7 separate regions of the Homo sapiens genome follow, and all the other regions are linked to region 1. A link is a loop called in an ENCODE intact Hi-C map of the cell type or tissue named here. Cell type or tissue: heart right ventricle. All regions are shown on one strand.

Region 1 (4,000 bases):
ATCTTGCCTTAATCCACTTCAGATTGAACTATTGCCAAAAAGGTACTTATTCAGAGTCTTTCACCTATGAAACCAAGATGCCGTGTGCCCATTGTAAATTCAGATGTGTCCAGTCACATGTTTAGTAGAGACATTTCAGGATGTAATTTACATAGTCATCAAACTGTGAGCTGCACACCAGCTTTGTAGGTTTGGGTTTAAAGTTGCTTGAACAATCCAAGGTCAGTTTGGGAACTAGCATGGGCTGAGCCTGCTAATGTGGGTGCATCGGAGGTGCAAGGGCAATAGGGTGGGCTTACCATGGTATGTTATTTGCCTGAGGAGTGAATGCCTTATGAGGAAGAAGTCATCCCCAGGTAGAGTATACAGATCTGGGCCACAAAACATGGTTTTTCGTCATTTTTGGAGAGACTGGGTAGTACGAATGGCTGCTCATACTGCTGTATGCCTGAACAGGCCCTCATAGACATGATAAAGGACCCTAAGGAGATGAGCCCCAAGAAGACAGCCTAGCAATGGAGGATAATAGTCACAGGGACAGAGGCTGCCTCCCTGCCTACCTCATCACACTCTAGCCACTGCACTGACAGGCTACCAAGTGCATGGAATGAGGTCATGGCCATTTGTGGGAAGTGCTTAGTAGTGACCCGAAAATCCTGCTGTCAGTATCAGTGACTGTGGGACCCAGCCAAGTACCCTCTAAAGAGTTGCAGCAGGCTTGTCACCATAGCTACTGTGGATTCACAAGGCTGTTTTGAGGATCCAGGGGAACTTCTCGAGAGCATGTGCACAATTGTCCCTGGGAATTTCCGAAACTAGCTGGGAGAGATTGGAGATGTTCTGAGGCTCTCATGCTCCACAATTTGTGGTTAAGCCAAAGAAGACAGCCTTTGCCAGTACTAGTGTGTCAAAGAAAAATATGTCACGTATACATTCTATGAGCACAAAGTGATGAGACAGGGCCATAAGTTAAGCATGGGAATCAGTCTCATCCCTGACAGACACACGTTAGGTAGGAACATGATTCTACTGATTTACCATATAATTGTGTTTGGCTTTCTTTTGTGTTAGTCCCAGCATAAGATAGATAGGGTTTGAGCTGATCACGCCTTACTTGAGCTGATCACACCTTACTTTCTCCCTCAGTTCTTGTGGTTAATTAGCAAGATGACAGGTCAGCTAGGGTATGGGTGGAGTCAAAGTTGTAGGATACCCTCAGAAAATCAGCTCTTCAGAGTTCAAGCTGCCTCCATCCTTTCTGACATTTGATTTATCCCCTACCAGGCTATGAAGCCTTGACTTTATAGTATAAACCTCTAATCAGATAAGCGGATCACAAAACCATCTTTATTCTCAAGACCACTGCTCTATTGCCCTAACCATCCTTGAGCCATCTCAGGGTAGAGGCATCAGCCTTCAGGAGTTACATAGGCACTGGCAGATCATCATAATAAGGACGGGTTGCCAACCTGCTCAGGTTACAGTGAATGCTGATGGGTAGAGTCTGCTTTGAATTTCTCTGACAAGAGGGAGATACAATGTATTTGGTTCACCCAATTCATTTTAAGGGATTTGGTTCCCAGATTTCCTGCAATCGGAATCATGGCCCATTTTCACAGCCACTAGAGCATTAAATTCGTGTATACAAAATAAAGGACTAGAAAACATGTAAACCTAAAAATGTTTAAGCTAAAATTGTGGTACAGATGTTATCTGAGTCCCATAAATCAGTATTCAGAAATATTGTCTTACTGTCAGAAGCAAACAGCAAACAGAGACTTGCATTAGCTATGTGTCTAGATAATGGCAAAAATTAAGTACAGTATTGTTTAGAAATCATAGGCTGGCAGATCTCTTTTCCTTTTCAGGGTTTAAAGAAAGCATAACCTTCTCTGTTGCATTTAACAAAGGAAAAAAAAGGATTTTCTTGTTTTTTGTGCGTACACCCTGCCTAGGGATGAGTTATTCATCAAAATAAGCTTCCTTGTGTTTTAGAATTTGAGAATTTAGAATACTGAGCATTCTCTAACACATCGCCCTAAACATGCTAGTTTGATTCTGAAGCCTTTTTTCCATTTTGTCAAGTTCACCCTCTGAAAGGGACAGTGAAAAATTAGGGGTTGGCTCCACCTGGTGCTTTGATTAGAAAATTACACCTCCATGTATGAGGGCTGTCAACGGACAGTGTGCCCTCTTGCGCACGGAAACAGTAAAAATACTACATAAATATTACTTAAAAATACTAAAACTACCCCACAAGAGTGACCAGTTAACTCACTTTCCATGCAGGGTGCTAAGGACTATTTTTGTATGGTTGTTTTAGTGTCTGTTGCTATGGAACAAATCATCTTAAAATATAGAAGCTTAAGACAACAAAATCATTTATTATCTCCCACGGTGTCTATGGGCCAGGAATTCAGAAGGAGCTCTGTCGGGTGGTTCTGCCTGGAGGCTTCTTTCACATGAGATCGCAATCAGACAGTACTTGGGGTTATTGTAAAGCCTCATTCGCTCCCGTGTCTGGTGTCTGAGCTGATAAGACTGGACAGGCTGGGGTGGGAGCTTCTCTCTGTCTCTATGTAGTCCCTCTTTAGGGTTTCTCAAGCATAGCCAGACTTGTTTCATGTTGGCTCAGAACATCCAAGGTGGTGTCCCCAGAAAGAGAGCCAGGAGGAAGCCGTGTTGCTTTTTATGATCCAGCCTCAGAGGTCAGGAAATGTCACTTCTGCTGTGTTCTGTTGATAGAGGTAATTGCAAACGTCTACCCAGGTTCAAGGGAAGGGAACATAGCCTCCACCCCTCAATACAGGAATGTCAGTGTCACGTCAGAAGAAGAGCATGTGGGATGGGATATATATTTGTGCATCATCTTTGTAAAAATACAATCAACCACAATTGTTTTATTTAATCATCCTTCACCGTAAATGAAGTTGCTTCGATATATCATTATCCCAATTTTACATTTAAGTGAAAGCAGAAGGAAACATTAAAGATCTTCTTACGCCCTTTCGGTGTCATACTAGAGCATTGCCTAATAAGCTGTCAAAAGTGTCATCTGTACACGATTCTCAGTCTTGGCGCTATTGAAATTTTGGTCTGGGTAATTCTTTGCCGTGGGGGCTGTTCAGGGCGTAATAGGTCATTTAGCAGTATCCCTGGCCCCTGCCCACCAGACACCAGTAGCACACCTTCATCCCTTTAGTTGCGATAGCCACAAATGTCTCCAGACATTGTCAGATATCTCTGGGGTGAGGAGAGGGCAAATGTTCCCCCAGTTGGGAAGTTTTACAGGAAGAAAGTTACTTTGATTATTTGCTATTGATGAAGGTGAGACTCTTGTAAAGTTAATGTTAACTTGTGGAGGATCATTATGTTGCAATTCATTTCTGTCCAGTAGGAAATATAAATCCTACAGATTATAGTTGTGTTGTTTTATAATTTACCAGTTTCAACTTCACTTGCAGTCTTATTCCAGCATTCTTTTTGTTCATTGACTATATATAGTAATTTTTCTTCTCCTTCTTCATTCATTGATAAGTTAAATAAACCTTTGTCACATGTGTGCATACACACACACACACACACACAAACGCACACACACACCAGCTCCTTGGCAGAATGCAGAGTGAGAATTCTCTCCAATATGGGGATATGGAGCTATTATGATCTCCCTTCAAGAAAGAACTTGTAGATTAGCTGTGAGGGTGCAGTTAGGTGATGGCCTTGGTTGCAGTGCCTCTGGTTGCTTAGCCACAGCAGTTGAGCTGAGGCCATGCTTTTCCTAGGCAGACCTTTAACAGCTAATGAGCACAGTGGGCGTGCCAGGGCCTGGCCCTTTCTGTTCATCATGGAACTTCTCCAACAGGCAGCCTTTGCTCTGGAGCTCTCTGTTGGGCTGGCTGAGACTTTTGCAGGACAGCACTGCAGTTTGAGACTCTTCCTAACTAACCCTCCTTCTCCCTCCCCTTTCACAGGTGACAGACCTGCATCTCTAGCCTTT
Region 2 (4,000 bases), 350 kb before region 1:
GAAGGATAGTAAGGTGCTAGAAGCAAAATAAAGAAAAAACTTGAAGAGCAAGTGTTCAACTGACATATATTGTAGAGTGATGTTGCTTGGATCCGACTTTCGAAGAAATTGTGCCAACAGGAGGCTATTGCAGTAGTTTATGCAAAAGATGACATGAGTCTGCAAGGCTGGTGGTAGTGGGGACAAATTGAAGAGATACTGATGGGAGTCAATTTGACAGGTTTTGATAATTGGTTAGATACAGGAAGTGAAAGACAAGGATTAGTCAATGGTGAATCACTGCTGGACACTGGGGTGGAATGTATTTGAGGGGACAGTTTGGGCATAATCCCAGGTGCGCGTAAGACCAGTGGAAATGGCCAATCCAGATCTTAGGATCTCAGTCAGAAGAACTGAGATCCCATCCAAATGCTATAACTTGACAGTTGGAAATTTATTTAACCTCCCTGTTTCCTGGTCTGCTAAATGGGAATGATAATATCTATCTCATAGGATTAATTTTTAAAATACCCATCAAGCATATTAATATATAGTAAGAAATCAGTAACTTCACTGTCCCCCTCCCTTCTCCTTATTCATCTTTTTAAGTGTAGAAACCTTCTTCTTCTTCTTCTTCCTCTTCCTCTTCCTCCTCCTCCTCCTCTTCTTCTTCTTCATCTTCTCCCTCTCCTTCTTTCTTCTTCTTCTTCTTCTTTTTTTTTTTTTTTTGAGACAGTCTCGCTCTTTTGTTCAGGCTGGAGTACGGTGGCATAATCTCAGCTGACTGCAACCTCCGCCTCCCGGGTTCAAGCAATTCTCCTGCCTCAGCCTCCCAAATAGCTGGGACTACAGGCTGCACCACCACGCCCAGCTAATATTTGTATTTTTAGTAGAGATGGGGTTTTACCATGTTGGCCAGGCTGGTCTTGAAATCCTGACCTCAGGTGATCCACCCACCTTGGCCTCCCGAAGTGCCGGGATTACAGGCAGGAGCCACTGTGCCTGGCTCCATATTTCTATCTCTTGAGCCAACTGCCTTCTCAGTCAGTTAAACACTGGTTAAACTCAGCATCTGCAAGGTCAAGCTTATGACTTTCTCCAAACCTGGTGTTCCTCCAGTGTCCCTATCCAGTGGCTTAAGTCGTCAGCCTGGGTATCATTCTTGATACTCTCTGATGTCCTATATCCAGCACATCATCAGGTCTTGTTGATTTTTCTTCTGAAGTAGCTCTTGAAACCATATACTTTCTTCCATTTTCTTATTACTGTCTGTAGGCCAGGTAATGTAGTGGTCATAAAATTAGACATAAATTGTGGTCTGTGAAATTAGACTTCTGTATGCCTCTTTTTTCATCTGTAAAATGGGTATTAATAGTAGTACCTATCTCATAGGGCTTTTGTAAGGCTTAAATGAGTCAATACACAAAGCATCTAGAAGTGTGCCCAGCATATATCGGTTATTCCCTACCATGATAATGCTCACTTGGGCCACTGCAGTAGTGGCTGTTTCAAATCACTACAGCCCATCTTTAGTATTTTCTCTTATCGTTACCGAGAATGAGCTTTTCACAACTCAAATTTGTCTTCTTGCTTAGAACATGTGAATAGGTTCCCATTGCTCCTAGAAAAAAGGTAGAAAAGCTTCGACATGCCGGTGACATGCTGCACGGCTTCATTTGCTGCCTCGTCATCCTCTTACTCTACATGCTCATGGCCACATGAGTCATCGTTCAGTTGCGCAAACATGCTGTCCTCACTCAGACATCCCCACCCTACTCACTGGATCCTTCCACTGGCCGTGCCCCTCACTCACAAACTTGCCTTCTCTCTCCTTATCTTCCAGTCCTTCTTTCAATTTCAGCACACAAATCACTTTCTCAGGGAAGTGTTCTTTGAACACAGCCCCCTTTCCAGACAAAGAGTTTGTCTGGAAAGACAAACTGTCACAGAGAAGTCTTCCTTTCCCTCAGTGGCCTGATCCCAGACAAGAATTGAACATTTGTTGGTGGATTTTTTTAAATTAAGTGCCACCATTCCCACTATGTTGAATTAATTAAACAATATTTCAATATAAAGTAGAACTTATATCAAAATAACATTTTAGCCTGCAATCTTTTTATTGGAATCTGAGAGTGTAAAATATAAAAGATGCCTTATTCCTGCCTAATGAGAATCTCCTGAAAGTGGCGATTTTCTTTAATCAGCAAACACAAAAGTGTATGTTAATGAGATACATATTTTTCAAGCCCCCTAATTCTGCATCTTCTGTGTCCATTTCACTCCTTCATCTCTTCTGCAAAGGTCAAAGGATCCTGTCCAGTGCTGCTGGAACAGCAGCTTGTGACCACGAGGTGGCGACAGTTTTCAAGAGTTGGCAGGTGAGGACGCCTTCTATTCCGGTCTGGTCAGGGGTGTGCTCCTTTAGAAGGGTGTCACTGGATGGAAATTTGTTTGGTAATTATGTGGCACCCTGTTTTGTGTCATAGGCATTTTACCTAGCCTTCTTTACCTAAAGCGGCTGGGGCGAGCATAGAAGCTGTTGATCAAACTGGAGCACTTGAGAGTGAATGGGAGGAGAGTGGACTATACATCATTGGGCCAGGACAACAGATACAAACCAGGATTGTTCTGGCCACACAGGGGCATCTTTTTTCTCCCTCTAAAGCCAAGTCAGGGGACAATATTTACAGTCTCTCTGACACCTACTGATGAAGGCTTGAAGTTGGAGAGAAAAGGAGCGCTCCCAAATAGCATTTGAATTTTATCTCCCTGTGTAGAACTCCAGAAAGCAAATCATTTCAGAAAATGAGTGAGGAGAGGATGATTGATTCAAAGGCTCACATATTTATTTGTTGGAGTCAGAGAAACCCTACCTTTGGTGAGATGTTTTGAAAATAATAAAGTTTATTTTTTTTTTTTAATTTTGTTTTGAGACGGAGTCTTGTTCTGTGCCCAGGCTGGAGTACAGTGGTGTGATCCTGGCTCACTGCAACCTCCACCTCCCAGGTTCAAGTGATTCTCCTGCCCCAGCCTCCAGAGTAGCTGGGACTATAGGCATGAGCCACCACTCCTGGCTAATTTTTGTATTTTTAGTAGAGATGAGGTTTCACCATATTGGCCAGGCTGGTCTCGAACTCCTGACCTCAGGTGATCTGCCTGCCTCGGCCTTGCAAAGTGCTGGGATTACAGGCGTGAGCCACTGTGCCCGGCCTAAAATAGTAAAGCTTTGTGTTGAAGTACCTCTCATTTGCAAACTCCTTTCGCGTATACTGCCTTCATTGAACTTCACAGCTCTGTGAGGGGTAAGGAAGGAAGGAAAAGTCTTATCCTTACTTCACGGGTAAAGAAATTGAAGTGCAATTTCTTGGCCATGGATGTGATAAGTGCAAACCCTGGGCTTCTGCCTTGTTGCTTAGAGAAGGGGAGATACTTAAAGCATTCAAATCACTGTATGTCATTCAGCACAAAGGAAAATGAACGCATATTCAAATGCAAACACAAGATGAAACCCTAATTTATATGAGCATACCTGGCTGGATAAACTAATGAGAGAGTATTGGTGTAGCACTGGCTTTCCCTCACTCCATACGGACTCAACAGGTTTGGGCTCACTGGGGTTCTAAATCTGGATTGTCCAGCAAGGAGGACTTGCACAGGGTTTGGAGGAAAGGTGCATTTAACAAGAGCAAGTGGCCTGTGAGCAATGTGGTTGGATTCCCAGGGGTTAATAGTAGAAACCTGCACCCCGTGTCCACATAGTCTGGAAGGTGGTAGGTCTCTAATGAGGGTGGCTTGCGGATACTCGGTATCTGAATGCTAAGCTCTGGCTTTGGAAACTGTAGCCATGTTTTCTGTGGCCACCTTGGACCCAGGGAGTGATGCTTTGAGCAGTAAGGTGGACCCCATAGGGCCGGATGACGAGCATCTCAGTGACAGCGCTGACAACCTGAAGAGCGCAGGCTGTTGCTAAGTTTTCTGGATTGTGGAGGACCCTTCAGGCTCTTAGGGAGAGGGAGATATG
Region 3 (4,000 bases), 130 kb before region 1:
ATTGATGATGCATAATTTTTAACTTAAAATTGAAAGGATTCTTCTAGCCCTGTTCCCATTTTGAAATCCGTCTTTGAAAAAAAAAATACTAAAAGATATCTAAATTGGTTGCAGTCAATGACTTCATTTCAATGCATAGACTTTGGTGGTGCAACTGATTTGGCATCTACTACAGTTGCTTAGCATTCACAGCTAGCTATTGGACACTCTGCTGCCCTGCCCACTGACATAACCAAAGACCAGAAAACCTGGTGAAAGATAAGATAGAGGTAATCCCATGATTAAAGAGATTGATTAACTACTTTGCATTGGGAGAAGTAGGTGGGAGAAATTTCTTTGTCAGATTTTTTTTAAGCCTAAAAATGGTTTACAATGGGATGATTTCAATTACGGCGAGATGATTCACTATCTAGATCTTATGGAAGAAAATTCTTATGGATTTGTGGATACGTATCCTGAAAAATGAAGGACATCAACAAAGCAAGCCTCATGGAATGGGGGGGAAGTCTGAAATATGCTCATGTGGGGCATTAAGTACCAGACCATAAATGCACTCTGAGTGGTTTAACCTGAGAAAGAAGCAACCTAATGGTGCTTATAGCTCCAAGAAGCTCTGTCTTCAGAACACAACTGGAATGAAAGGCTCCATCTTCTCTGAACCTGAAAAGGGAGGGACCCACCAACAACATCCCCAGTTACGGTTTGAAGAAGGATGCTACTTTGCTCATGTTAGGGTGATGTGAATAGATGCATGAACCTTTTTTGGGGATATGTGAATTCAGATTCCAGTTTGTTCCATTTTGACTGTGTAGTCATTCTAAACCTGAGTATTTTTTTTTCTGCATAATAGTAAGGGCTAAAAAAATCTGTAGGGCTTCCCACAAATTAGGCACTGTTGTAAGCAACAGATATATATATTACCTTATGTAATCTCACAACAATCAAAAGGTAGCAAGCAGTAAAGAGTTCACATAGCAGGTCTGAGACTGCTGTCTCAATCCTGCTTGCAAGGCTGGCCCTTGGCTGGCATCTGGGAACATGTGAGGGGTTCCTGCTGGTCCGTGATATGAGTGGCTCACTGTGACTTAACTGTGTGTGCAAACAACATGGTTTATGCTGAACACCTGCTTTCCTTCTGGGAGTCTGGAATTTGTGTACATGCCAGACAGAGGGTGTCTAAGTGACCAGCTCCAAATCAAAACTCTGGCACTAAGTATCTACTGAGCTTCCCTAGTAGACAACATTTCATACCTGTCATAACTCGTTGCTGGAGGAGTTAAGTATGTCCTGTGTGACTCCCCTAGGAGAGGACTCTTGGTAGCTCATGTCTGGTTTCTTCTGTTGCTTTCCCCTTTGCTGATTCTGATTTGTCTTTGAGGTAATAGAACTTAGCTGTGGGCATGTCTCTATGATGAATCCTGTGGGTCCTCCTAATGAGTCATTGAACCTGGGGGTGGCCTTGGGAATTCCCCCCAAAGGTGTGTGACATTATAATTATCTCCATTTTAAGGTGAGGAAGCTGATTCATGGAGAGGTTAAGTAACTATACCAAGGCCACACAGCAGGTACATGGCACAACTAGGATTTGAACCCAGGCAAGCTGACTCCACAGCTTTTGCTTGTAACCCTTAAGGAGGCTCCAAAGTTCCCTCATTAAGTGGTTGTGAATCAAAGCAGGTGTGTTCACTCAGTACATATTAAGTGCTCAATAAAACATAGTTACTCTACTGTATTAGGATGTAATCTCCCGTCCCTTCTACCTACTAACTAGAAATCTATCATGCATTTTTCGCCATCCCACTAACAAGCAGAAAGTCCCTGAGGCTGAAATATCTTTGAAGAAGAGGGAGAGAAATAGAATGGATGTCATGCTATTTTTTTAAACAATAATAACTATTATGGTACAGTTCCTTTATAAGCCAAATGGAGCCTCTGCATTTCCTCTCCTCTTTCCTTACCTGATCCCTGGCCTCTCTCACCCTGGCACCGGGGTAAGAGCGGTGAGGGTCAGTGTAGCAGGCTGGGCATTCAGAAAAACTGACTGGAGCAAGAGTTGGAGGTGGGTGGGCAGATTTAGGGGAGCTCTTCTCATGATGGCGACTATGTTTTCTGCCACTCACCCCCCAGATGGGAACACGCTGTCTGACAAACAGAGTACTTAATGTTCTGTTTGTTGAAATCATTTCTCAATCACCCTCACCCCTCCCTACCTTTCAAGTGTTCTAGTTAATGCAGAAACATCCCGTTTCTTTCCATTGAGGAAACCAAGTGACCCCAACATTCCATAGACCTATTCTTGTCCTACTTTCAAAAAAAAACAGCTCTTCCTGCTGACCGCCTGCCTATAATAAGTCATAGCTTAGTTAGTAGATCTGAATGTCCTAGTTAGAGATAAGTTGGCTGAAGCACAGTACATCTACGTGTAGAATTTGGAGGAAAGGACTGAAGAAAGATACCGTGATTTAAAAACCTCATCTTCACCCTACACTCCTTGAAATAAGTAGAGAAGCAAAGCTTCTTATGTATAGTAAGAAATATAGATTAAAAGGTGAATAGCAGAAGAGTGGTGGCTTGGAGTTACATTAATTGAAATCAACAAGACCAAATCCTTCCCTGCAAGCACATTTTGATGAGGTAAAACTGGAAGGAGTCCATGGATATTCAGTACTTAAAAAAAAGGCTTGATCATAACAAATGCCAAGAAAAAGAAGAAAGAAAATAAAATGGGGCCGGGCGCAGTGGCTCACGCCTGTAATCCCAGCACTTTGGGAGGCCGAGGTGGGCGGATCACTTTGAGCTCAGGAATTCAAGACTAGCCTGGCCAACATGGTGAAACCCTGTCTCTACTAAAAATACAAAAATTAGGTGGATGTGATGGCATGCATCTGTAGACCCAACTACTCGGGGGGCTGAGGCTGGAGAATCACTTGAGCCCAGGAGGCAGAGGTTGCCGTGAGCCGAGATTGTGCTACTGCACTCCAGCCTGAGTGACAGAGCAAGAGACACAGTCAAAAAAAGAAAGAGGCTGGGCGTGGTGGCTCACACCTGTAATCCCAGCACTTTGGGAGGCCAAGGTGGGCAGATCATGAGGTCAGGAGTTTGAGACCAGCCTGACCAACAAGGTGAAACCCAGTCTCTATTAAAACTACAAAAAGTAACCGGGTGTGGTGGCATGTGCCTGTAACCCCAGCTACTCAGCAGGCTGAAGCAGGAGAATCACTTGAACCTGGGAGGCAGAGGTTGCAGTGAGCCGAGATTGTGCGTGGGTGACAGAGTGAGAGTCTGAGAAAGAAGGAAGGAAGGAAGGAAGGAAGGAAAGAAAGAAAGAAAGAGAAAGAAAGAAAGGAGAAAGACAGAGAGAAAGAAAGAAAGAAATGAAGAAAGAAAGAAAGGGGGAGCAAGACAGAGAGAGAGAGAAATAAAAGAAGAAAGAAAAAAGAAAAAGAAAGGAAGAAAGAAAGAAAAAAGAAAGAAAGAGAGAAAGGAAAAGAAAGAAGAAAGAAAAGGGATTTAGGATGAAAAACTGGTAGTACCAAAGGGTCACTTCATACTTACAGTAGATTTTCTCATGGGATAGCCATTAGAGGTTGGCACTTTAAAAGCAATGTATGAGAGGTGGAAACCAAAACAGAAACTGCCTATCTTGAAGTAAGATGCATTTTAGTCTGATGAAAACCAGCGTCTTCACACCAACAACGTGTGCTGAAAGGATGCACAGCAAGGAGTTGCCTCGTCATTGAATGAGCTCTAAGCAAATGACTTAGGGGACCCAGGCTTCAGTCCTAGCTGTGTCATCTGATCAGTTGCCCAACTTCATGTGAGTTACGTCATCTTTCCCACCGTGATCTCCTCAGTTTCACTATCTGTAGAGTGGGAGATACAATAAACATGCCCCAGGACCACTGTGAAAGTGAAATAATATGAGTCAATGTGCTGTGTTAATTGTAAAATAATATCTAAATCTTGGCTGTTAATATTTTGATCCAATGTTGTTACCTAG
Region 4 (4,000 bases), 250 kb before region 1:
AAAAGAAATTTGTTTCTGCAGATGGAGGTGGAGGGTAGTGTCTTCTAAAAAAGCTCCTTGACTCGTGATCCCTGAATTTCTTCTCATTTGGTTCCCTCCTAACTCATTTCGCTCTCAAGGACAAGCTGCCTGGGGTGGGTGGGGCGCTAGGCAGCAGAGAATGGAAGCAGTTTCTCTAGATCTTCTAGGTTACAGCGACGCGGTGGGTCTCCACACTGTGAAGACTTGACGAGGACCTGGTGCCTCTTACCACTTAGCTGAGCTTGAGCAGGCTGTCACTGTACAGCCCCTTACAACCACCACTCCTACTGAGCCCTCTTCCTGCTTCCTTCCATCTCTTTGAGGTGGCTTTTAATTATCCCAAGGGTGAAGCGCTAAAATGGGATGTCTTAGGCCCCTCTTAGTTCTTGATAAACCATGAAATAGAACACGTAAAACCGTGTCACTACCGTGCTACTAAAAACCTAGCCAGACCACCTTAAGTGGAGTGACTATGGCTAATATCTTAACTTGATGTTTAAAAAACTGTGCGATTGTGAAGTTTTGATGTTTAGTGTTATTATAACTTTGGAATACTTAATTACTACCTTTTTTTCTTCAAAGAATTGAAAAACGTTGACAGATTAAATTAGGTGTTAAATAAATTCACTCGACTCTAGTGAAATGTGACAAGCAATTGTGACGCTCCATTTTAGCATTTTCTTTACATGAAAGACTTGGATGAATTAACTTAAAGGTGAAGTGATAAGAAAAATTAGAAATGCATAAAGATTTAGGCTTATCTCCATAATTGTGCAAGGTTCACATTTCTACTATTTATGTGTCCCCAGCTAGGTAAAGGCATAGAGTTCAGTGGAACAAAAGGAGTTTAATAGTAAAATTGTGCAGGCTGCCTGGCAAAGCCTCTCTCTCCTGTTTTCTCTAGCCGTGAGGTGTTCTGTTATTACATGCTTTAGTTTGTCCAAATAAACAACTTGTTATATGAAACTGTCATGGAAATCTTTTCTGCTGATAGAAACTTCACACTGTGGATTTTTACAAAGGTTGAAGTGATCTGCCAACATCAAATAAACAGGAATGGACTCTCATGGCTGAAATGAGAGTGGCCGTCTCCTCTTTCCGGAGGCACTGCCCAAACACAATCATCTTGGTGCATACTACCTATTAAATGAAGGGGAGCAAAGGCATCAGGTCTTCTTCTTGCTAACCTTTGTGCTTCCTCTATATGTTCTTACATTTGAAAAGTCTTCCTGACTTCTCTGGCATACACTTTCTATGTGATGTCATGTGGTATAAGACATGATCTTTCCTACTTGCCATGGCATGACATCATGTGATATGATGCGACTTTGTAGCCCTCTTCCCCTCTCCACGTCTTGCTATTGTCTAGTTGGACTAAGCAGAAAAGGCTTATGGATTGTGTGCCCTAGCTTCCTAGATGGGCTGGATTTTCTGTTTCCAATCTACTTCCGAGCTTTGCCATTCTCCAGCGCACACTGGCCTCCGGAAGCCATCTTCCACACCAGCCATCCAGCATAGCTCCGGGGGCGGAGGTAGGGACAGTACACAATGGGGGAGAAGGGAGTGTTTTAAACACCAAATGGCCACTAGTAATGCCCAGGGTACCTCATTTCTTCAGGGGTTGGAGATGCATTTTCTCCCCCTTGTGCCTTAAAAGAGCCCAGCTGACCCAGCCCTCCAAGAAGGCCTCCCTCCCGTGCCCCGCTGCCCTCATCAGCTGAGGCCGGCCAATGTCCAGCAGGCCCCGGGCCCAGAGCCTCTGGCCTGTCCGGCCAGCCCAAGCAGCCGCCAGCTGGCGCTCGTGAGCGCATGAAAGGAATCCGGATAATACAAGGCCTGGTGGAGAGGCGGGTGAGAGGAATGTGGCGGGAACACAGCACACCCTGCACGGTTCAAGCCAAGCTTTTGAAGAGTTTGACTCGTTTTAGAAAGCAAACAAAGTGCTCCAGCTATCAGCAATCTTTTATTTTGTCTGCTAGAGGAATGCCTTGCCAGTGTGGGCCGAGGACTGGGTGGTGATAAAGACACCAGTGTCCACCCTTGACTTGCCGAACGGAGTATGGACGGAGCATTCCTTTCTGCCCACTGAGCCCGGAAATAAAGAGCAGCTCTCTTCTTTATACAAAAAGCCAAAGGGGGTCTGGCAATGAGCATGCACAAGACTTGAAGTCTCGCTCACTGGTACCCCTGAGCTTTACAGGCACTAAGTATAAGTTCTCTTAACTTGCTGAAGGCCTGGCACCCTGTGATTTCAGACTTGACGATGTAGACAAGGGAGTGTTGCAAGGGTGTTCTTGAACCCAGGGCATGCAGTTCTCCTGATTCATGCTCTAACCTGCTTTTGGAGCTTCTGGTCTTAGGAGGGGTGGAGAGTAGTGACAAGAAGAAAGGCTGTGCCCTCCTGGCCCTAGCTGATAGAGGCCATGTCTTCCCCCAGTTTTCATTTTGCCATCTTAAAATCACTCTACATTTTCAAAAGTCATCACCTGTGCAGTTCTGGTCACCAGGCAAAAAAAAAAAACTGTCTTTCCTTTTTATCCAGACAGCTCTGTGCATTTTTTTTCTCTCCTCTCAAGCCCACTCTGGGACTCAGCTCCCTAACCATCCCCTCTCTGATGTGCCCCCTAATCTTTCCCACCCTGCTCTCTGCAAGTAAGTTCTGGCCTTCCTCACCCTAAAAACAGATTCACAGTTCCTTGTTCAAAAACCTGGAGGCCAGATGAGCTTGTGGAATTCAGAATATTTCAGATTTTAGAAAGAGATTTAGAGCATATACCACATATTACAAGACACTCCCAGTGAAATCCATGGCTGTGTCCCATGAGCAAAGGCATGCATGTTTCAGCAATTGAATCTACAAAGAGTCATGCCAAGTGGGTAAAAGAATACATATCACTCAGGCCAACTCCAATCAGGCTGTGCTGCTGAGTGAGCTATCAAAATACTCCAGATTTTTACATTTTGTTACTGTGGATGAGCAAATATGAGCCACAAACAACATTCTCTGGGTCTTCAGGATCTTCCCTTTGCCACCTCTCCTTCCCCAACACTGACCAAGTGCCCTCTATCTTTCACTTGCCATGACCAGAGAGTGGGTGGTCCAGCATCCTGGCCTCCTGCTCAGTCCTCCAGGCATCTGCTTCTGACCCCTGTTCCATCAATAACCATCAAAGCCATTGATGCATAGAATAGGAGTAGTGTTGAAATTACTAGAAAAAAGAAATGAAAAAGACTGGCAAAATACAAGCCTTGATGATGATGATGATGATCATGATGATAATTGAATTCAGCTGATAAAAAATCACTCTTGTCTAATGGCTGTCAGAGCTTCTAAGCACTAGCTCTCAATTTCTGCACCTACCTGTTGGTGGGCCTGTCCAGTGTGTGGCCTGGTGCAGGTCTGCAGAACACATTTTGAGGAGTCCTGCTCCAGGGGAACCCCCAGCCTCCATTGTCCAAGCCGGGGACTCTTCTCTGCCTGCCAACTCTATGATCTCCCCTCAACTCCTGAAACTCCTTGTTATTTCCCCTGTTATGAAATCAACTCCTTCGGTTTCCAAAGCAGTGGGCTCTTCTGGTTCTTCTACTTCTCTTGCCAATGTGTTTCAGTCTTCTTTTCAGGAGCCTTTCTTCAAGGTTCCATTCTCAGCTCCTTTTCCTTGTGTATTTTCTCCCTTATCTATCTCATGCTCTCCAATGACGTCTACTCTGATGACAATCACATCTCCCAACCTGTGTTCTGAGTTCCAAGCCCTCATTTTCTACTGCACCTAAATATTCCAGAGGCATGTCATAAGCTCCTTATAGTCAAATATTGGGATGATTAATTTTATGTGTCAACCTGGATAGGCCATGCATGCTACCCAGATATTTGATCAAACACTAGTCTAGACGTTGCTGTGAAGGTGTTTTAAAGAGGAGATAACATTTAAATCAGTAGACTTTGAGTAAAGTAGATACCCTCCACCATGTGGGTGGG
Region 5 (4,000 bases), 320 kb before region 1:
GGAGAGGGGCGGGCGGGAACCGGGGCTGCGCGCGGTGCTTGCGGGCCAGCGTGAGTTCCGGGTGGGTGTGGGCTCGGTGGGCCCCGCACTCGGAGCGGCCTGCCAGCCCCGGGCAATGAGGGGCTCAGCACCCGGGCCAGCGGCTGCGGAGGGTGTGCTGGGTCCCCCAGCAGTGCTGGCCCACCGGCGCTGTTCTCGATTTCTCGCCGGGCCTTAGCTGCCTCCCTGCGGGGCAGGGCTCGGGACCTGCAGCCTGCCATGCCTGAGCCTCTCCCCCACGCCCGTGAGCTCCTGTGCGGCCGAGCCTCCCCGACGAGCGGCGCCCCTGCTCCACGGCGCCCAGTCCCATCGACCACCCAAGGGCTGAGGAGTGCGCGCACACCGCACGGGACTGGCAGGTAGCTCCACCTGCGGCCCCGTGCGGGATCCACTGGGTGACGCCAGCTGGGCTCCTGAGTCTGGGCGGGACTTGGAGAACCTTTATGTCTAGCTAAGGGATTGTAAATACACCAATCGGCACTCTGTATCTAGCTACTCTTGTGGGGACTTGGAGAACCTTTGTGTCCACACTCTGTATCTAGCTAATCTAGTGGGGAGGTGGAGAACCTTTGTGTCTAGCTCAGGGATTGTAAACGCACCAATCAGCGCCCTGTCAAAACAGACCACTCGGCTCTCTGTAAAATGGACCAATCAGCAGGATGTGGGTGTGGCCAGATAAGAGAATAAAAGCAGGCTGCCTGCACCAGCAGTGGTAACCCGCTCGGGTACTTTTCTGTACGGGTGTCTTTCCACGCTGTGGAAGCTTTGTTCTTTTGCTTTTTGCAGTGAAGTTTGCTACTGCTCAGTCTTTGGGTCCACACTGCCTTTATGAGCTATAACACTCACTGTGAAGGTCTGCAGCTTCACTCCTGAAACCAGCAAGACCACGAACCTACTGGGAGGAACGAGCAACTCCAGACGGGCAGCCTTAAGAGCTGTAACACTCACTGCGAAGGTCCACAGCTTCACTCATGCGCCAGTGAGACCACAAACCCCACCAGAGGGAAGAAGCTCTGAACACATCCGAACATCAGAAGGAACAAATTCCAGACACGCTGCCTTTAAGAACTGTAACACTCACCGCGAGGATCCGCGGCTTCATTTTTGAAGTCAGTGAGACCAAGAACCCACCAATTCCGGACACAGCTCCACTGCAGTCCAGTCTTGAGTGTCTGAGGCAGACTCCGTTTAAAAAAAAAAAAAAAGGATCCTCCAATGTGGGATGGGGGTGGAGGAGCTTGGAGGTGGATTCATTCCTTTGGGTTCAGTTAGCCAGTCAACAAACATGAATTGAACTCTTTGTGTTAGTTAGGTAGTGAGATGGGAAAGATGAACTCATGGTCCAAGATGCCCTGTGTCTGAAATATACAAGAGGCTAGGGAGATGTGCAGCAAGGAAGTAATCGTACTGCTACGTGGTTGTGGAGCGCTTAAGAATTATTTTGAATGCTTATTTTCACAACAGCGAATCAGGTCTGCACTAGCATTCCTATTTCCCAGGCACGTTAGAGATGAAATCGGTTGTAAAAACCAATTGTCCTCCACCTTTCATTTCCCATCAGACCACAAGGGGGCGCCGTGCGAGGCGAACACAGCCTTAGATCTGCAAAATGCTGGTCGCTGCGTGAGGGGCTTCAAAACATCCTAGGTGGTGCCCAAAGACCTTGTTGCCTGAGCTGAATAGGTGCTAGCTATTTGCACTGTCAGCGCTCTAAAGGATTTCTGGGGGCCCCCTTTCAACGGGAAGCCACCTGGTACGTGTAAACACCCACAAGTTCACTCCCCTTTGCAAGGGGCAGAGGACCTAGTAACTTTTCTCTAGAGCGCTCTCCTCTGCATACAGGTCCCTACATGTCCCCTTCTCAGTGCTCTTTGCAGATCTTTTGTTTTCTTGCTTGTTGATTTTTCTTTTGCAAACAGGATTGGGGGACCCATTATTTATCCAAAACCTTCTTTTGTCAAATCGTAGGTCCTTTCCAGTGTAGACTGGATGTCTAGACAGAGAGGTAGAAATAATTGCCCAAGGGCAAGGACAGCCTTCACTAAGTTGTCCATTTACATCTTTACATCATTCTAAAAATACACCCACACCAGCCCTTTGTCTTGATATTTTAACATTGGGCAAGGCTGAAATAAGTTACTTCTCTGACCACTGTTTAAAATGTCTCATTCACAACCATTGTTCTTGGAGACTTCAACTTCTTTAATAGGAATTTAAGTCACAAAGGGCCCAGATGGTTCTGAAAAAAAAACCCGTTAGGCTGCCTGGGTCATAAAGAAGGCTCATAAACTGCGCTTGGATGATGACTGGGTGAGGGGCTGTGTGGGGGATAGACAATGTCTGGTGTCTGGTGGTCTCCTGACTGCCAGGCAGGCCAGAGAAAATTAGGGGTATGTTTTCATTTAACATCATTCCCTGCTGACTCTTGTCTCTCTGGAAAATTGACAGTTAGGAGACAAAGTAAGGTGCCCTTTTTGTTAACTCAGTTTTCTTAATTATAGTTGTTGGGAGATGACTTAAATCATGCTGTGAGGTATGGTGGTGGTTCCTGCCCCTCAATGCCCCCTCCCAGGCTGCAGAGGAATTTGCTTTAGAGATTGGTAATAGTTGAGTCTGAGATGAAGGTCAGTCAGTGTGCTGAAGCTTTTCAGTTGCCCTTGTAGAGGTTTCTCCCCCTGCAGGCTGGCCTCTACTCATTAAAACCTTTTCTTTCTTTCTTTGTTTCTTTCCTTCCTTCTTTCTTTTCCTTTTTCTTTCTTTCTTTCTTTCTTTTCTTTCTCTCTTTTTTTCTTTCTTTTCTTCTTTCCTTCGTTCGTTCGTTCTTTTTTTTTTTTTTTTTTTTTCTGAGTCTCACTCTGTTGCCCAGGCTGGAGTGCAGTGGTGCGATCTTGGCTCACTGCAACCTTCGTCTCCCAGGTTCAAGCGATCCTCCTGCCTCAGCCTCCTGAGTAGCTGGGACTACAAGCTCCCGCCACCATGCCTGGCTAATTTTTGTATTTTTAGTAGAGACAGATTTCACTATGTTAGCCAGGCTGGTCTTGAACTCCTGACCTCATGATCCCCCCGCCTTGGCCTCCCAAAGTGCTGGGATTATAGGCGTGAGCCACCGTGCCTGGCCTAGAACTATTTCAAGGCTGTTTTTCTCTTTTCTTTTCCTTCTTTTTTCCCAACCATAAAATAAGCATGTGCCTACACATCCACGCCCTAGGAGGAAGTAAAGTGGGCTTAACTTAGCCTCCTCCAGATAAGAGTCTGGAGGTTCTTGCCCAATGTTGCTCCTCCCTCATGCGCTTTGCTCAGTGCCAGGGAGGGGGAGTGCAGTAAGTGTGGATTGCACCCCAGGCTGGTTCCATGGAGATGGAAATAGCGTTGGCACATCCTAGCTCATGAATGGATCCACATCCATCCAGATGCCCAGCCAAGAAGCCCTTCCCCGGGCTCCTCATCATCATGCACCAGGTGCTGTTCATCACTTTTCCTACGGACTTGCCCTCCCACGTCCCTGGAACCTATCTGCATCTCCCCATCTCCACTCCTCCATTCTAATCCAACGTATCTTCACTGCTTCTCCTAGAACTGATTCAATGCCCTCCTAACTGAACTGCCAGGATCCACATGGCCCCTCTTCACCACTCTCCACACTGCAGCCAGGGAGCTATTTTCAGAGCAAAAATATGATGGTGTCATATAGCTGTTTAAAATTCTTTAATTAGGCCAGGTGCAGTGGCTCACACTTATAAGCCCAACATTTTGGGAGGCTGAGGGTGGAGGATCTCTCAAAGCTAGGAGTTTGAGACAAGCCTGGGCAACACAGATATCTGTCTCTCCAAAAAAAAAAAAAAAAAAAAAAAAAATTAGCTGGGCATAGTGTCATACACCTGTAATCCTAGCTACTTGGGAGGCTGAGATGGGAGGATTGCTTGAGCCCAGGAGTTCAGGCTGCTGTGAACTAGGGTCTTGC
Region 6 (4,000 bases), 540 kb before region 1:
CACAGATAAGAGTATTTCTTAATGTGTTTCTTTTCTTTTTTTATTACAGAGAGGCCAGATACTGGCTGTTTCTTTTCTAAGTTCTGCAGAATGGGAATGTGATCTCTAATGAATTTTTCAGTTTATGAAAGTACTATTATAGAATACTAATTAGGGTGTCCCATGAGGTCTGTCCTTAATAGTTATTACTAGTTACTATTATTACTAGTTTAATCCTTTTTGCTTTGAGATCATCCTTTTTCTTTCTCAATTGGTATTTCTTACCTCTCATTTATAATTTTCTTTTTTTCCAAATTCATATATTTATAGATTCCTCCAAAAGGTAGTTTTATCAGATCTTAAAGTGCTAAATATATTAACTGCTATTTGTCTTAAAGTGTTAAATGTATTAATTGCTATTTGTCTATTAATAAAGGCAGTTTCTTTTCCTTACTTCCTGTTCTGCCCCTTCTGGAACTTTTTTTTTTCTTAGTGGCAAATTTGTAGCAATAGCCCAAAGCATGGCCACTATAGCAAATATGTAGTGGCTATTTAGGTCTCTAAAGCTTGTGATGTTTCTCTACCTCTACCCTCACCACTAGGAGAATTAGAATAAGAGAACTGAAATAAACTCTTATCTGTTGTATTGAGATCTCCATTGGGCATATCAGGTGTTTTATTTGTAGGAGCTTGGGTATTCTGCAGCATTCATCTATTCATTTGTTGAACAAATGTTTATTGAGTGTCTACTATGTGCCAGACACTTCTGTAGGTGTCAGGGATATGGTAGTGAAGAAAAAAAATGCCTGCCCTCACTGGGCCTTACCCTCTAGTGTGGGAGACAGATGATGGACAAGTAAAACATGTAGTATGTTGTATGTGATAAAGGCTGAGAAGAAAATTAAGCTGGGAAGAGAGTGTGAAGAGTTGGGAGGCTACATTGAAATTTAAGGTTAGATGGATGGAGAAATCCTTGGTGCAGATCTATGGGGATGTGCTCTGGTCAGAGGTCAGAGGAGTCTCAAGTGCAAAGGCCTTGAGGTAAGACCGTGCCTGGGATGTCCAAGGAACTACAAGGAGACCAGGATATCAGGAGCAGAGTGGAGGAAGGGTCACTTCGTCTTTACCTCTCACTATCTGCCAGCCGCATCGCCCTGCCTCTCGCACATAGTAACGTCCACATATTCATGGAATGAATTAGTGAAATTGAATTCCAGAACTTTCAGAGAGAAAAACCAACAGCAACTAGACAGGCATGTGACAAAAGAGAAGTCAGATGATGTCACAACTAAAGGTACAGTGCGGGGGAGAGAGTGGTTTTAAGTGGGAGGGATAGACTCGAGTGGGGTTTGAAGTAAAGATGTCAAATACTTGGAGACACAAGTTGGCCGCTTGAGAGAGCTCAGGCAAGAGAGAGATTTGGAAGTGACAATTGAAGGTGAAGGATTGACGATTTCCTCTAGGGAGATGGCTTTGGGCAGGAACTCAGAGAGGGAGGGATTCATTCCATAGGCAGAACCTTGAGGATGGAGGAGAAGCGGGCAGCAAAGAAAAGGAGGAGTTGAGCATAAAGCCAGGGCTCTGTGAACCATGGTGGTGCCATTGATAAGATGATGAGGACCAGACATGTCTGGGATAAAAGTGAACATCAGAATAGAAAATATTTAGTGTTATGCTGAATTGAAATGGGAATCTATGTTCGAGTCTCTCAAAATCACTTGAGCTGTGAGGAGGCAAGATGGCCTCGTTTATGACGTAGCCTTCAGCATAGCGCCGATGTGCCCGTGTCACCAGCAGATGGCGCGCTCCGGGGTGTGAGCTGAAGCACTTCCAAAGGCCCATCTGCCTGGAAACCTTGCTGTCTTGCTATTTAGCTCAGAGCCCTGGAAGCGTTGCTTTTGATGTCTACCATTACTGCTTAACTTAGGAACGCTCTGCCTAGTGAGGGGTCTGTGCTAAGCAGAGTGTTCCTAAATGTAACTGAGCTCATCAAAGGGATGCCTGTTCCCATGTTCAGGTATCAGTAGACATCGTGCTTCGATACTTGGTTTGTGCCTAGTCGATGCACCGAATGATAACTCATTAGCAACAGGCAGGGGACAAGTTTCAGATGGTACTCTTCACAGTAAGACATTAACTGCCAAAAAATGAACAAGATAATTTCGGGTCAAAAGGAAATGTGCTCTGTTTGCCTGTAGACATACCAGAAGGTAGTTTTGCTAAGTCACAACAATCAAGATTGGAAGAAGAGGTTGCTCCGGGATCCCCTTTCTCAATAACAGAAGAAAGAGAGTTGCCAGGTAACATCATGCACCCAGCCAATGGTTCAAGTAGGAGTGGGATAAATGGGTCAGCACAGGATGTAACAACATGAATCACAAGGGAGGTATAGTTTTAAGATCATAGTAGCTACAAAATCCTAAAAACTAAGCTTTTGTGCTTTTGGAGACAAATAAGTTGTTGCACAAATTATAGATAAAAGCAAGTGCCATTATCCCCTAGCATTTTTATTTCTTCCTCGTAACTCTTCCTTCTGGGAATTTTCAGGGCCCAAGGGTTCCTAAAGTTATAGGTCTCTGATATGGTTGATAGTTATCAACCAAATTTTTGTGTGAGAAATATCTATACCGATTAAGAAGAATGATCTGGAATGTCTGCATGTTTGAGGCTGGCCTTCTGGACAAATGGTACCATGCATTTTGAAACAAAGGGCTCCAATGCAACAGATTTGAAAGCATTGATTCCAGACAGCCTGGATTTGAATCCAGGAGCTGCTGGTATGAGCATGCAAGACTTATGCAAGCTCTGTTAAATGGGAATCCTGACAGTACCTACTTCACACAATTTTTGTGAGACTTAATTGATGCTTGCAAATCCCTCAGAACAGCACCAGACCCCTTGCAAGCCCTCTGAAGACTGGCACCCAGAAGCAGTTACACCAGAGAAATACCCTAGCTATATGTCCTCCTTAGAACCTATTACAACACCTTGGCCTGCTTCTTAGACAAAATGTCAGTTGCCCCGATTTAAAGTGCTGGGAAGATATAGAAGAAATGAGCACTTTCCAGAGAGCGAGGTCATGTCCAGGCAGTCAGCGGGGCTTCCATGGTTCGCATCTGTGCTTCCAAATAACTCATCCTCTGGGCAACTGATGAATTGAGCAAGTCTACTTTGAACACTTTGTTAGTTTTATTCCATGTTTTGTTTTTGTTTTCCAGAAGGAATTTCCACTTCATCCCTAGAAGTTGTGCCAGAGAACTTGAACGGTTCTGCCATTCTCCCAACCTTTGAAAACTTCACTAAAAAACGGAAAAGAAAATATGAGGTAGTAGTCCACAAAACTTAAAAAACTAGAGCGTTATGAATCTGGAGGACATTATGCTAAGTGAAATAAGCCAGACAGTACCACATGGTCTCACTTATATTGAAATCTAAAAAAAGTTGAACTCAGAAACAGGGAGGAGAAGGGTGGTTACCAGGGGTCAGGGTTAGAGGAAATGGGAGATGTTGGATGGGGCATACAAACTTTCAGTTACAAGTTAATAAGTTCTGGAGACCTAACATACAGCATGGTGACTATAGTTAGTAATAATGTACTGTATACTTGAAATTCGCTAAGAGAGTATATCTTAAGTATTCCTACCACCCCCCAAGAAGGTAACTGTGTGAAGTAATGAATATGTTAATTTGCTTGATTGTGGTAATCATTAAAAAATCTTTTTTTAAGTAGAGATGAGGTCTCACTATGTTGCCTAGGCTGGTCTCAAACACCTGGGCTCAAGTGATCCACCTGCCTCGGCCTCCCAAAGTGCTGAGATTACAGGTGTAAGCCACCAAGCTTGGCCCGTGGTAATCATTTCACAGTTTATATGTATATCAATCATGTGTATACCTTGAATACATAACACTTTTGTTTTTAGTTTTTTAGAGATAGGATCTTGTTCTGTTGCCAAGGCTGGAGTGCAGCAGTGAAATCATAGTTCACTCTAACCTTGAACTCTTGGGCTCAAGTGATCCTCCC
Region 7 (4,000 bases), 80 kb after region 1:
AAATCCCGGCTCTTGTACTTGCTGTATTTCCTGGGGCTAGTAACTGAACCTCTCTGAACCTCTGTTTTTTTCATCTTTAAATTAGGTGATAATACTGAGGGGGTGGTATGATATTTAAATATGATAATATTTGTAAAGTTCCTGCAAAATACATAGTATATGGTAAGTACACTATTTTAATTTCCTTTTATTTTAAAACATGTATATGAAAGTCCTTGGCTTAGGTTAGTAATTTGCTTTTCCTGTTTACATCTCTTACAGAGCAATACAATAACTTTTATTTGGAAGATTTTGAGTGAAGTACAAATAATTAATCTTTAGCTAATTTTTTTCTAAGTTGACAAGTAAAAATTATATTCTAATTTTCATGAGTAGGTTTCCGTCTTAATTGTAATTGTCAATTCAGTATTTTCAGATAACTTCTCGTCTTTGTCTTATGTTCTTTTATCTAACCATTTTAGGATATATAGACAGTTTTTCTAGAAAAAGAGTTTTCAGGCCATCTCCATCTGTGGGATGGCATATTATAATTTAAATGTTTCCTCCTTTATGGTTCCTAAATGTACTTTTAAAGTTAGCCGCTTAGATACCACATCATTATGGATGGTCTGTGAAGATCAGATGTTGAATCAGATGAGCACTGAGGTTCCTCATACACTGAGATTCTCCCGTTCTCAGAAGTGTACATTACCTAAGGAACCTCACTAGAATAGATGTCAGGTTCATTTTCCATTCTTATTAGACGTCAAGATACTAGTCTCCAAATAACTTAGAGTCGGATGGTTTATTTAAAAAGCAAGAACTATTTTGTATGGTAGATTGTGAGATGGATTAGTCAGGTATTATATTTTACATGATATTTAAGAATTCATATTATTCAGAAAAGATACCTTTAATATTAAAATATTTATTAATAATTTAGAAATTACATTAAATTATGTTATTTTTCTGCATTATCACTTGTAATTATCAGTATGTTATACTGTATGTTTACAAAAATGCTAAAGAGGTCTAGTTAATTGAATGCCCAGGTGAGAGGTTGCAATAATGAATTATTCATTGTTTATGAACATATTTGCTATCAAGTATGCAGCATATACCATAAATATATATCTTTTGGTTGAATAGAAAAGTCTGTTTTTCAAATAAGTGGCTAAGTGTATTATGGTAAGTTGTAACTTTCACCAATCACAGGGAAACTTTTTCATAGAAAGTGGATAAAATGAGAAAAAAATGATGACTTATGTTTTGATGAAATGAAAAGAGCTCTTAAGGTGCAGCATGCAGTGTGTTATAAAACGAGTGACTGTATCCCTTCATTTTTCTCCCGTTTCTCCTTAGGTGCAGCAGTAGCGGGCATTTACAGAGTAGCTGGGAAGAACATGGCCCCTTTGGAAGCGCTGGTATGGGGCGTTGGACAGACTGTACTGACATTAATCATCTCCTTTTCAAGGATCCTCGCTACACTTTGAGGTTTCTGTGGGAATGTCTTACTTCACATAAGGAAACAGATGTACAGATTCCCTGAAAACGGCATTGTTAACAAGTGGAAATGAAATTGTGCAAGAATGTGGACTGAGCAGGTCAAAGCATAAGGAAGACCTTGAGCTGTGTGGAAGGATTGCCCTCTGGTGTTCAAGTGATTGCACTACCGCACTGCACCTTATGTGCCTCTGTCTCAGGCAAGGTGCATTAAGACACTATGTAAAGTTACAAGAAAAAGCACCTTGTTTAGCTGCCTATCAGGTTAACATTGGTGTTGAAATCATCGTTCCTAACAGTGTTATGTTAAGTTACAGGGACGTTTTGAGGTATTGATATATGTGCCAAACTCTTTTCTTTTTGTTAACATTGATCATGTGACAATTTGCAAGTGTAGATGTAGCTGAGTGCTGTGAACATATTTGACATGAATTCAGGTAATGTACTAAGATTTTTGTTCGGTAACACTAAATCCCGTATGAGTGCTAAATACTGAATTGTTTAATATGAGAGAAATTATTTGGTTTTTAATGTTGCGCGTTTCTGGGATTTAGGGCTTCAATATGTTTAGGTATTATTGTTATTTAATTGATGTGGAAGATAAGTCTTCTTAACTGAAGACTAGCTCAACTGTTTTAAGAACTCAGAGTAGCTCTATAGGGTGCATACTTTTCACCAACTTAAGTAACACCCTTTTAATAGCTTCTCTCATGCATCCATATTCTGTTTATACAAATTCAGAAACTTGAAGGGTCATACACATTGATTGTAGTTTGTGCGTCATAAAAATGTAATTTGAAGATTTTCTTAAAAATTTTTGTAAGAAAAAAGTCTGAAATGCATGTTGCATTCTTTGACCCTTCTAAAGAAAGTTTTTGCCTTGTATCTCATGGACAAAACATCTTTATAACTAGTATCTCAGTGGGATTGTATTACGTGTTGCATATATCTTGATTTTTGACAAAACATAAACAGTCTTTCATTCTGGAGTATTAACTGTTTTTAGAGACTGGCCTAAATTAGGCTCTGGAAATAAAGACCTCATTTGTAGAAATAAGTAACAAGTAAGTTATATAGGAAGAGTAATGAACTATTTTACTTTGGACATGTGGCAACATCATAATTTTGCTAAGTAAAAATTGGGGAATATAGTAGATAATTTTAAAATTTGGCAATTAGTCTCAGCATATCAATGCAGTACTGAGCGTGTATTAGAGTAATTCAGTTGTTCAGTTCTTGATTTATGATATGAAGTTATGATTTAAGTTTAGTAGAAGAATCTGTGAGGGCATATAGCAAAAGTGGAAATGTCCTTTATATAAAACATTTTAAGAGGTTCTGGCAATACGTAATTGTAAGAGTATAGGAAGTAGGGTTGAACTGGTCTCCTAATGAGATTTTTTTTGGCACCAGATACAATTATAATGTGCTAACTCAAAGGAGACATTGCAGAGAATATGAAGTTAAGGATAATCCAAAAATAACCTGGTAGCCTTGCTGTTTAATCCAATTTGCTATAAAAGTAGGCCTTTGTTATATTACATTCAAATTTAAGAACTTTGTTACCCATACCACTTTTTCTCTATCCAGAAGCAGAGTATATCCACAACTTACCAATGAGAAGTTGGAGAGGCAGTACTTTTCTCAGTATGGAAGCCAATTTGGGAGATTTACTAACACTGGCTTGGAAATTTGTTTTAAAAAAATAATAAGCAACTATGCATGGATCTTTGAAGTAAATCTTAAAATTGATTATTTTTATTATGTACAGGCCTGAAATTGTTTTCATGTGTTCTTTATATTCCTGATGTTTTTACAAATTAAATTTAGGCATAACTTTTCCAAGTCAATCTGATTTTTTCTTTTCTGCCAGACTTGAATTGTGTTCTTCTTTTACTTTGGCTATTCTGTCAATAATTTAAAGCATTCGTATTCTTCCAGAGGAATTACCAATAGCATGTGGAAATTGTTTCAGATCTCCAGAATGAATACTTATTTTAACATATGTTTATTTTATGATTTAAGAAAGTTATGGTAAAGTAATATGGAGCATGATTCATAATCCAAAATTAACAAGAAAATAACTTGGATACATTAAATGTACTAATGTGTGGACCAAAGAGATTTAAACTATTGTTTTTACTCTAGAATGAAAGTATAATTGAACGGTTAATAATTAGTTTGTAGAGTGTCCTGCAGTTATTATCAAGTTGCTTTACATTATCAATTGTGTGTGTATGTGTATACTTTTAATTTTAGGGGTTATTTTTGGTTTCTTTGCTGTTTTCAGTTATTTCCATTGAGATTTTGTGCAACTGTCTCTCTTTTGATGTTTTGAGATGCAGTTGAATAGTTTGAGTTTGTGAATTGTCTTAATAGCTATTTATATGCTGAAATTTTTAAAAAGTTAGTAGCTTTCCTATAGACACAAGAAATGTTTAATGATATATATACACACACGTATATATCATTATATAGGTATATAGAGAGCTGCTATATATGAATACAGTCTACTTGG

Evidence for each region. Peaks named below come from ENCODE experiments on the same cell type or tissue, not always from the same donor. Only the 100,000 strongest peaks of a DNase experiment are listed, where the experiment ranks them.
Region 2: a loop joins it to region 1, with 10 times the contacts of the local background. A loop is called at or near these places in 106 of 110 quality-filtered maps.
Region 3: it touches region 1 in a loop (2.3-fold over the local background); 9 of 110 quality-filtered maps call a loop at or near these places.
Region 4: a loop joins it to region 1, with 4 times the contacts of the local background. A loop is called at or near these places in 61 of 110 quality-filtered maps.
Region 5: it touches region 1 in a loop (8-fold over the local background); 71 of 110 quality-filtered maps call a loop at or near these places.
Region 6: it touches region 1 in a loop (6-fold over the local background); 50 of 110 quality-filtered maps call a loop at or near these places.
Region 7: it touches region 1 in a loop (4-fold over the local background); 35 of 110 quality-filtered maps call a loop at or near these places.

The regions. Positions count from the first base shown.
Region 1 is chr6:11,494,255-11,498,254 of GRCh38, forward strand. The region is part of intron 3 of LOC105374928 (a long non-coding RNA gene); the gene reads left to right. Among named protein-coding and RNA genes, the nearest start is that of TMEM170B, 41 kb to the right of the region's middle. In heart right ventricle, CTCF peaks have their summits at 2,164 (motif pointing left) and 2,364; a DNase peak (open chromatin) is centred at 2,157; H3K27ac peaks cover 569 bases.
Region 2 is chr6:11,142,214-11,146,213 of GRCh38, forward strand. No RefSeq gene overlaps it. Among named protein-coding and RNA genes, the nearest start is that of ERVFRD-1, 32 kb to the left of the region's middle. RefSeq lists an enhancer at 2,212-2,261. In heart right ventricle, a CTCF peak has its summit at 2,319 (motif pointing right); DNase peaks (open chromatin) are centred at 1,708 and 2,348.
Region 3 is chr6:11,362,981-11,366,980 of GRCh38, forward strand. It overlaps a transcript of NEDD9 not described here. Among named protein-coding and RNA genes, the nearest start is that of NEDD9, 130 kb to the left of the region's middle. RefSeq lists a silencer at 2,136-2,430. In heart right ventricle, no CTCF peak of the experiment used is centred here; DNase peaks (open chromatin) are centred at 2,091 and 2,802; H3K27ac peaks cover 3,415 bases.
Region 4 is chr6:11,240,060-11,244,059 of GRCh38, forward strand. It overlaps a transcript of NEDD9 not described here. Among named protein-coding and RNA genes, the nearest start is that of NEDD9, 9.4 kb to the left of the region's middle. In heart right ventricle, a CTCF peak has its summit at 1,786; a DNase peak (open chromatin) is centred at 1,822.
Region 5 is chr6:11,171,075-11,175,074 of GRCh38, forward strand. No RefSeq gene overlaps it. Among named protein-coding and RNA genes, the nearest start is that of NEDD9, 60 kb to the right of the region's middle. RefSeq lists an enhancer at 1,482-1,776. In heart right ventricle, CTCF peaks have their summits at 1,617 (motif pointing right) and 1,823; a DNase peak (open chromatin) is centred at 1,617; H3K4me3 peaks cover 387 bases.
Region 6 is chr6:10,952,939-10,956,938 of GRCh38, forward strand. It overlaps SYCP2L (synaptonemal complex protein 2 like), which reads left to right. Exons shown (of 30, transcript NM_001040274.3): 24 at 2,178-2,279; 25 at 3,198-3,304. LOC101928191 (a long non-coding RNA gene) reads right to left here and starts at 1,151. Exons shown (of 3, transcript NR_125851.1): 1 at 1,107-1,151. RefSeq lists enhancers at 1,598-1,892, 1,650-1,699. In heart right ventricle, CTCF peaks have their summits at 1,771 (motif pointing right) and 1,972; a DNase peak (open chromatin) is centred at 1,773.
Region 7 is chr6:11,574,090-11,578,089 of GRCh38, forward strand. It overlaps TMEM170B (transmembrane protein 170B), which reads left to right. Exons shown (of 3, transcript NM_001100829.3): 3 at 1,342-4,000. The coding sequence ends at 1,472. Among named protein-coding and RNA genes, the nearest start is that of TMEM170B, 38 kb to the left of the region's middle. In heart right ventricle, CTCF peaks have their summits at 1,639 (motif pointing left) and 1,844; a DNase peak (open chromatin) is centred at 1,634.